Linked DNA regions of Mus musculus: region 1 is linked to region 2. The links are chromatin contacts, found by Hi-C or POLR2A ChIA-PET in ENCODE. All regions are on one chromosome and are shown on one strand. The core of a region is the stretch at or near the end of the contact, and the rest is flanking DNA. Distances in the headings are between cores, read along the strand shown. Region 1 holds the start of Zfp800 (zinc finger protein 800). Region 2 holds the start of 6530409C15Rik (RIKEN cDNA 6530409C15 gene).

Evidence for each region. Hi-C counts contacts between places; a loop is a spot of excess contacts on that map. ChIA-PET counts read pairs that join two places held with the same protein, here RNA polymerase II (POLR2A).
Region 1: a map of gastrocnemius shows a loop between it and region 2 (6-fold over the local background). The contact joins the promoter of Zfp800 here to the promoter of 6530409C15Rik in region 2. A Hi-C loop is called at or near these places in 3 of 37 maps with a recorded cell type or tissue (gastrocnemius and left cerebral cortex). POLR2A ChIA-PET finds 5 or more read pairs at or near these places in 3 of 5 experiments (Patski and embryonic stem cell).

The regions. Positions count from the first base shown.
Region 1 is chr6:28,259,663-28,264,381 of GRCm38, forward strand. It overlaps Zfp800 (zinc finger protein 800), which reads right to left and starts at 2,262. Exons shown (of 6, transcript NM_001081678.2): 1 at 1,818-2,262; 2 at 1,056-1,174. The coding sequence starts at 1,116.
Region 2 is chr6:28,212,318-28,217,017 of GRCm38, forward strand. It overlaps 6530409C15Rik (RIKEN cDNA 6530409C15 gene), which reads left to right and starts at 3,182. Exons shown (of 4, transcript NR_165173.1): 1 at 3,182-3,449. It also overlaps a transcript of Zfp800 not described here.

The sequences.
Region 1 (4,719 bases), core at 1,012-3,511, 46 kb after region 2:
GATGGGTCAGAAGATGAATGAAAATGAGGTCCCCTCCTAGAGGTACCTGTTTTACTAGGTTAGAACTGATCCAAGCAAACACAACAGACACAGGCTGAAGTCCAGTGGTAATGTCCTGTAACGCAAAGGAGTGTGTCCCCTTTACTGTTACCACGTTTCTCTTACTCAAAAAAAGTAGCTTCAAATACTCTGCTAAAAAAATCTAAATACATGAGCATAATTAAAATATTTCAATTAAAAGCAATCCAAAGTAGGCGGGGGAAGTTACCAACCCTGGTAACTTAAAAGTAAAAACTGATAAACGCATGTCTTTGAATTAGAATAGAAAGACCTTTATTCGTAGTTGACACTGTGAGTCCTTTTAAGATAAGGCCCTCAACAGTTTACAATGCCTGTTAAATTAAAACTCACTAATAAATTCTTTATGAGACTCAAAAAAGTTTTAATATCATAAATTAAACAGAATCTGCTCAACATAATAAAATACCTTAAATACTCTATATATTCTAAGCAATACAATACAATAAATTCTATCCGAAACATTTAAGATGTTTTTTAAATTCAAAAAGTCCACTTGTCCCTACAGGTTCAATCAACCTTCTTGACCCAAATTAAACTTTTGGCTTTGTTTGTTTGTTTGTTTGTGGGAGTGGTAAACTTTATACTATGGATTAAAACACTTCAAGGGAAAGTTATTTTAACAATAAGAAATTTTCAAGAAGCTGAATGGTAGTAATCACCTATCTCATCTTTACCTTCTTCTTCCATTTTAAACATTCAGAGCATGGAGTGAACCAATAACGAAGCTGCCTTGAAAAAGAAGGGAAAGGAGCTGCCCGACCTTGTGGAAATGATTGACGGTGACACTTGTGGCACTTTCTCTGGGGGCTCAAGCAATGGAGATCTCCAGTTTGTACAGGCTTTTGGCATTACGCGAGTAGTTTTACGCAGGAGAAACCGAGTTACTTAGGAAAGACTTCTTAGAGACAACGCAGAAAGCCGAGTAGCTCTGGTGAAGGAGAGCAAAGACACTGGGGAGAAAAAAACGGACTTACCTGGTTCGCAGCATCCGTGATGATGGTGGTCCGTTTGACAGTATTTGTCCCTCAAAGGCATTTTTAACGGGTGCGACCTATTTTCCTTTCACTGTGAGAAGCTCTTCATTGCGGCTTGGCTGTGGACAGAGAAGCACAAACCCATCACTATCCCTGAACTTCTATGGAGGCTGTGGCTGCAATTTCCACAGACCATCCCACCATGCGCTCTCTGCCCTCACCCCGGGCCCGCACCTTCCGCTCGGAAAAGAAACCGCCGCTCGCCCGGCCTCCGGCCCCACGTCCCCGCACAGGTTCACCGCCCTACCCGGAAACGCAGCGTCCGGCGCGCAGGGCAGCGCAGCGCACGGCGAAGGCCTGGCGGGCTGCGCAGGCGGCTGCGGCCTCGCCGTGCTGGGCGGACGAGCGAGCGAGCGAGCGGGCGGGCGCGCGGAGAGCCGGGCGCGGGACGCGGGACGCGACGGGGCCCCTGCGCGGCTGAGGAGCGGCTCGCGCGCCCTCCGGCCACGCACGTGCGTCGGGGGGTCTCCCCGGCGCAGGTCGGGTCCGGTCCGCGCCGCCAAGTGCGCCCAACTTACTCAACTCCCGGAGCGGCCGGCCGGCCAGCGGGCGGGCGGGCCGCGGCACCAGCCGGGCGCACGACGCGGCCGAGGGCCCCACCTGGCGCAGCCCCGGCGCAGCGCGTGAAGCCGAGCGGGCTTCGGCCCCGGCGCGCTCCCAAAGAGTCCCCGGCGGCGCCGACGCGGAAGCGCCACAGCTCACCACGTCCTCGGGCCGCGGCTGCGGTGGCGGCTGTGGCGGTGGCGGCGGCTCACGGCAGCCCTCCGCGCTCCGGGCCGGCGAGCTGGCGGCGCGCGGGCGCAGGCAGTTGACAGGACGAACCGCCGGGCGCAGCAGCCGAAGGAGCTGGAACCGGAGCAGGCAGGACTGAGGCGCCCCTCGCCAGGGCAACGGCCGCGCCGAGCCCGGCTCCCCTCAGCGCCGCGCCGCTCCACCTGCAACGGTCCCCCGGGCTTTGGAGAGGGGCGGGGAGCCGCGCGGGTCCCCCACCTGGGGCCTTGCGGGTAGCAGATGCTTCGGGAAACTTTATGGAAGTCAGTCCCGTTCTCTCGTGGCCGCCCCTTCCCCGGACAGCCCGAGCGACCGCCGTGCAGAGAGGGTAGGAAGGGGGAAGCAGAGAAGTCTCCGGCTGCGACAGGGAGCGACTGACTGACCCCGGACGGAGATGGGGCGAGGGCAGGAAGTGACAAGCTCACGGAGTGGGTGGGGGGAGTGTGGCCGGCACGCCCGGCAGCGCGGCGCGCATGCGCTGGGCGGGCAGCCCCGGTGGGGAGGCGACGCGCGGGGCCGGCCTCGGGCGGAGGAGGGTAGACTGCGGGGTTGGCGGGCGCCGAGGGCGGCCGGGTAGCTGGCGGGCCTCGCCGGCGCGCGCCCGTGCGTCCTCCCGCCGGCGGCTGCGGAGCGACGGCCGGAGGCTGCGTGCGCCCGGAGGTGTGAGAACCAGAACCGCGGGCGCGTCTTCCCCTCCCCGGGCACGCGCCGCTCGCTCGGGCACCAAACTGTTGCTCGCGCTGCTGCGCTTCGGCGGATCCGACCCAGGCAGAGTTGGGGAAGCGGAGGAGAAAAGGAGGGACTGGGAGCCCGAAGTGGACTGGATCGGGAGAGCTGTCAGGTGCTGGCTCGCCAGCTGTTGTCCAAGTGTACCTCCTGGAACTTGGGACAGGAGAGTCTAAGTCGGGCTCTGGGAAAGAACGCGATTGGCAACGTTCTGAGGGTGCAAACCTGGAAGTGAAGTTGGGTCACATGGCTAACACGCACTTTCCCTCTTGGGCACCAGCATCCTGCTTGGAAAATCCCCGAAGATCAGATCGAAGATGGCCATCTTCTGTCAAATCTACAAACCTTGAGCTGCTTTTCATATCCAGTAGCTGCTGCCGCCACCTTCTTCCCAACTCTGAGATGGAATTCTTGCCCTTGCTAACTTCACTCGAATAGGTGTCAGCTATTGGTCAGGGTTTTGTGAGAGCTCCCATTTGACCTTTTTTATCTTCTCAGGATGAATGAAAACCACAATTAACTAACTTCCAGTTTTCAAGTTCCAGTTTTGGAGCTTCTGAAAAAAGAAAAGTTTAGGAAGGAAGGCACTATGTGTTTGTATTTTGGGTTTTTTGTTTTTTGTTGTTTTGAGATGGTCTTGCTGTGTAGCTCAGGCTTGCCTGGAACTAGCTGAGTAGCCCAGGATGACCCTGAAATCAGGATTCTCCTCCTGCCACTATGCACTTTCTTTTTCAAAGCTGGGGTTACAGGCTGACACCACACTAGGCTCTGTGTTTGTGAAGAGAAAAATCACCAAAATCAATTTTCAAAATTCCAAAGGAAGTTTGTAAGCAAATGCAGTTGTTACTATAGGACTGTTGAATGGAATACTTGCATACGTCTTGTACGGTTGGAGCAGAATAGAATAAATGTTCTGCAGCTACATAGGATATTATATTATGATCTCATTTTCTGTTCCATTGTCAAGAATCACTACCCACATGAAGCAAATGCAGATTATAGGTCAATATGCTATAAATGGCCACTTCTATGTGGTGGTATTATGCAGCCAATAGAAATCATATTTGGGGGTTGGAAAGATGACATTGTCAGTTAAGTCTGGTCAAGAAAACCTGAGTGTGATCCCAGAACACATGGTACAAAAACGTTGGAGGTGAACGTTCACCTGCAATTCCAGTGCTAGGGAGACCAAGAGAGAAGAATCCCTGAGGCTTGCCAGCCAGCTGGCACAACCAAACGGATTAGGTCCAGGCTCAGTGAGAGCCCCTGTCTCAAAAAGTAAATTGAGCAATTGAAGAAGACATACAACATGGACCTTTAACCTATCCAACCAACAAAACTATCATGTGTAATATTAACTATGTGGAATATGCTTAAACCAAAAAGATATATTTTTGAAATGTGAGAGATGCTGTACTTGGAATTATATGTGCTTTTGTCTGAATGAAGCATATGTGATTTTAATAAAAAGAGTTTTTATTAATCTATAATTTATCTTTAAGTGTTCTGTAAATAAAATTAAAATTCCACTCTTTAAAAAATGACTATATTATCTGAAATGGTATAAAATAATGATGCACAAAAAATATGATACAAAAATACAAATCACTCAAAACTGCAGTGAGAAACTGAAAGGAGAGAAAATGATCAACATTGGTGATAGCTGGGTGGTAAATTTTTAAGTAAAGCATTTTTGTTTCAAAGGATATTTACCTTAATTTGACACAATGAGTGTAATACATGTATTAAAAATACTAAAATTTTATAAGCCAGGGAAGTATTATTTGTAAGAATTTAAATGTTTTCTTACCAGGTGTTAGTGTTAAAACTTGTTTTATGGAGGGTGGAGATATGGCTCAATAGTTAAGAGCACTTAATGCTCTTGCAGGGGATCTGGGTTTGGTTCCCAGCACCCACATGGCAGCTCACTGCTGCAACTCCAATTCATGAGCCTCCAACCCCCCTTCAGATTCCCAGTGGCACCAGGGACAAGTGGTGCACTTACAAACTTGAGAGCAAAACACTCATATGCATATAAAAGTTTTAAGTAAATAGAATTGCTTTGTAAGTGCAGCGTTATAAATAAGGGATCCTTACCAGAAGGGCC
Region 2 (4,700 bases), core at 1,932-4,431:
AGCTTATTGAGGAGAATAGATGCAAAAACAGCCAAAACACAAAAATAATTTTTTAAAAAATAAGAGTAATATTATTTCATTGTAAACACACAGCATAGCAACCAACGGCAGGACAATAGTTAAAATAACAGCATCAGGAACAACAAAGAAGTAACAAATCCAGAAACCGCTCTAGGTATAAGAAATTTAATATCTGATAAATGTGAAATATTCAAAACAGTAGAAAAAAGAGAGAACTTTCAATAAATGATGATGTAACGACTAAATAAATACTTAGGCCCTTATACATCTATACCAAAAATAAATTCCATTTAGAGAAAATATTTAAATCTAAAAAATTAAAATGAAAGGAAACAAACATGCATGTAACACTGACATGGAGATTTTTTAAACATATCACCGGGTGCAGGATTCATAAAGGGTATTTATTGTTGTGAAAATACAGTATTTCTGTACATCATAGACATTAAGAATTAAACTGGCACAAATTGGGGAAGAAATGTCTGCAACAAACAGAATAAACAAATGATTAGTGGTTTTAATATATAAACAACTTTTACTACATCAATAGAAAGTGAATCCCCAACAGAGAAATTTGCATATGTATTCATGTATTCTTTCAAGACATTGATTGTGCACCTAATATGCACCAAATCGGCTATGGACAGAGAATGCAGTGTTGAAGAATCCAGACATCCACACACTATTTCTTCCTTCATACATTCTGGAATGGGGAAGTGGAGATAAGTCAGAGTCAACAAATAAATAAGATTACAAATAAAGAACTGGGAGAGGAAATGGTTGGGAGGTCATGACTACTTCAACATGGTACTCCAGGGAGGCCTCTCTCAAAACTCTGCACCCATCTACAGGATAAATTGTAATGGAGGAGAGAGGGTGGCCATGAAAAGCAGCTTAGAAATAGTAGCATTTACTAACCCCCTGAGGTACAGAAAAAAAAAACTTGCTTGGCATGTTACATGGGCACGCATGGTAAACAGTGAGAGAAGGGTCCAGAGGCTGTTCAAGAACTAGAAAAGGGTCAGATGGTGCATGGTTTTGTGAGCCATGGTAAGGGGGTTCAATTTTATTCTACAAGCAATAGATGATTTGATTTAATGGATGAGAAAGGTCACTATTACCAGGTTATCAAAAAGGTACTAAAGTATGTCAAAAGTGGTACCCGAGAGACCAGGCATGAGAAAATATGTTGGTCATAGCACTGAGTTTGGAAGGAGACAAATTAAAGTCAATTTTAAGTCAGGCATGATTGTACACACCTGTAATCCAGGGTTTAGGAGGCAGAAGCAAAGACATTGTTACAAATTCAAAGCTAACCTGTTACATAGTGAGTTCCAGGCGAATCAGCACTATGTGTACGAGAGCTCCTTTCTCAAAACAAACAAAAACAAAAACAAAAACAAAAAACAAAAAGGCATATTTGAGCAATAAAACTGATCGATTAAGATGGGTTGCTTTGTAAGGAACTAGTCATAAAAGTAGCAAAGATGACCCCCAAATTGTTGCTGAATGGTGACACCCTTTACTGCAACTGATAATTAAGAGGTGGGGAGAATGATGGTACAGAAGAGAGAAAGAAGAGAACCTGAAGTTTTTCAAAAAGCAAGAGGGAGTGAGACTCAGGGCACTGAGAGAAGAAGGGGCTCCCTTCACAGTCACAAAATAGATCAGTTCCACGCACTGTAGTAGGGAGCTGAGGAGCTCTGTCTATAACTCTTAGTTCTCAGGGAAATATCAAAACAAACGGCACATTCTGGGGAGATTCATGCAAAGAAACAGTAGGTCTAAAAGTGAAGGACTGAGACGACCATAGGAAAAAACACCAATTTAGGATTTGCAATAATGTCTTGGAAATTGAACAGGTTGGTTGGTTTCATGATTTCTTCTTAAACGAAATCCGTTGTTACAGTCTGGCTAGAGCAAGACAGAAGTTACCTATACCCAGGGTTGGATATTTTTTTGCTAGAAAAATAATTTCGAAGAAACTGAGGTTTGAGAGTGCTGAGAGAATTTGCATTTCGAGGCATGATTACGATAATAGACTGTAGAATCTGGGCTAGTCAAGGAAATAGAGCCAAGACATGGCCTACTCAACAGTAGAAAAATGAGGTCAGCAAACAACTCAGGATAGGAAGGTGGTGGTCAGAGACTGGAATGTCTGATGTGTCAGTTCAGATCCTAGCAGCAGACACCAAGACAAAGGTCACTGTGCAGCAGTTGTGTTGAGGGGACACCTGAGAAAGACAAAAGAAAGCAAGAGGAGAGCAGAGATCTTGAAGAAGCCATAACGCAGGTCTGACATACCTAGGAAAGGCTAGAGGGGATACAGACTGAAGCCGGGAGTTCTAAGGAAGCTGTGGCCAGGAGTTGAAGGGTCCCCAATAGCTCACTGAGGGACCATGAATGTCACATGATTGGGCCATCACGACTTTAACTGTGACCAGTCACTGGGAATAGCCCAAGAGAAGTAAGACATCCATGTATAGCCTGGGACAGAGGGCCTGGGAAAAAAAGAGGGGCTAAGCCAACAAGCCTTCCCGGAGCAGCTATGGAAAGGCACGGTCCTGTGGTCACCGGCGACAATATTCTAGAGAGGATCCCGTTTCTAAGGATGGTGAGTTTAGGATGACGAGTCCTTGGAAACAAGGACTAATTCCACAGGGAGCAATGGCTATTGGCGATAAAGTTACAGGAAGGGGAAAGCCTGACGCTTGAGTTCAATTATAGATGTGCATGATACAACTCTGGGTTGTATCATGAATTTGGACCATTAGAATCTTCTGGCAGATGGGAGTGGGAGGTGGAGCTTGATGAGAGCTTAATGAAGAAAACGATGCTGGCTTTGAAGAACTAATAATGGAAAGAATCTGAAAGGGAACAGAGAGTAGTTACAAGAAATAGGGAAACGGAATCATGTGCGGTGAGGTTTTTAAAGAAGCCGGGGATTTTGCAGGCGGGCTGAAGAAACGCATCGCACGGAGCAAGGAGTGGCCCGGCGTCCCGCGTGGCAGAGCAGGCTGCGGCAGCAGCGGGGGGCGAGCTGAGGCGCTCCGACCAGCGACGACGACGCCGAGGCGGCCGTGGATGCAGACGACCTGGGCGCCCGAGGTACGGCGGTGCGCGCGGCCGCGGGAGCGCGCGGCGGCGTCACGGGGCGGCTGACCTGCCGAGGGCGCGCGCCGCGTGCTGGCGCTCCCTGGCGGCGCCGCGGAGCTTGGCGCGGCAGCTGGAGGCGGCCTGGCGCGTGGTGACGGCGCCCGCGGGCGGACGCAGGATGGCGGCGCTGCGGGGCGACGGCTTCGCCAGGCTTCGGCCCGCACGGGCGCAGCGAACCCCAGGGAAGAAAGACAAAGACACGCCGGTTAGCAACGGGCGGGAACCGCGCAGCCCGGGGCCGAGGCGCCGCGTCCCCACCCCGCACCCTTCAGGTAAAGCTGCGCCCAGGAGCCCGGCACCCCGCGGCACTCCACAACAGGCAGGGTTGCAGGCATCAAACCCCAGGTAGCTGATAACCCCTGACCCAGAAAGTCTTTTAAAAAATGTTCCCTTAAAGCATAACTACAAAATTTCAAAGAGTGTCCACTGCAACATAATAGAAAATGGGGAAAGAAGAGGAAGAAAAATTGGAAAATGTTCATCTCCAAACATAAAGTATCATAATCTTATAGCACAAACTAACTTGCTAATAAGATGTTGTGAAATACAGTCCAACAATATGAAAAAGCAGTCGAGGAAAAATTCCATTTCACCAGCATTTGCAGGGTATGAGGGTATGTATGTACTTCAGTATTCAGAGAACACAAATTTAAACGTGATGGAGAAAAACCACAACAGTGTGTTGTTACCTTTCGGTACTTCAGATAGTCTTTATTTTCATTTTATTTGTAATTTCCAAATTTACACAATAAATGTATTTTACTATTAGAATAAAAAGTTAATGACTTTTTACTTTCGTCCCACTTATGAATTTATAAAGCTAATGTTTTCTAGGGTAGCAGAGGGGTAGGCATAAAGAGCTTTTAAGGAATGGGTTCGACGACATGGCTTGTCTTTACTCTAAGCGCTGTATAAATCACAATATTTCAGAGTATTTTGTCCCGTAAACTTTTAACAGTGAATCAAAAGCACTGTCTTTTATAAAATTATACTTCATCTTATTCAACTCATTTTTACTTGAGGAAAATAAAAGTTTTCTGGTCTTTTTGCAAAGTTAATTTCAACTTATAATTAATATGGACTTGGGAGCACGGTATACTAAAAAACAGAAAAACCTCCCATGCTTTTGGAGCAGACATTTTAGTGAACGCCAGTGTTTCAGTTTCTGTAATGGTTTCTACTGAAAGCACTCAAACTGAGAAAGAATAAAGGAACTATTAGCTAAATATGGATCTTTTAGTTATAATGCATTTTATAACTAAATGAGCAAATGACTAAATGGAATAATTTTGCTAAATTATTCCAGGAATCTGCACATGGGATAATAACATAGACAAGTGCCCAGGGCTTTGTTATCAGATAGAAAATCCATTGTAATATAAGCTTCAAAAATATTTTAAACTAAAGCAACCTCAGTTGTCAGATGGATTCTATTCAGTGATAAGCAAATCTAGGGTTAGGTGTTTGTGGGAATGCGCTCGCTTTGTTGCTTAAGTTGATGGCATAATTAGTCATACTGCCCT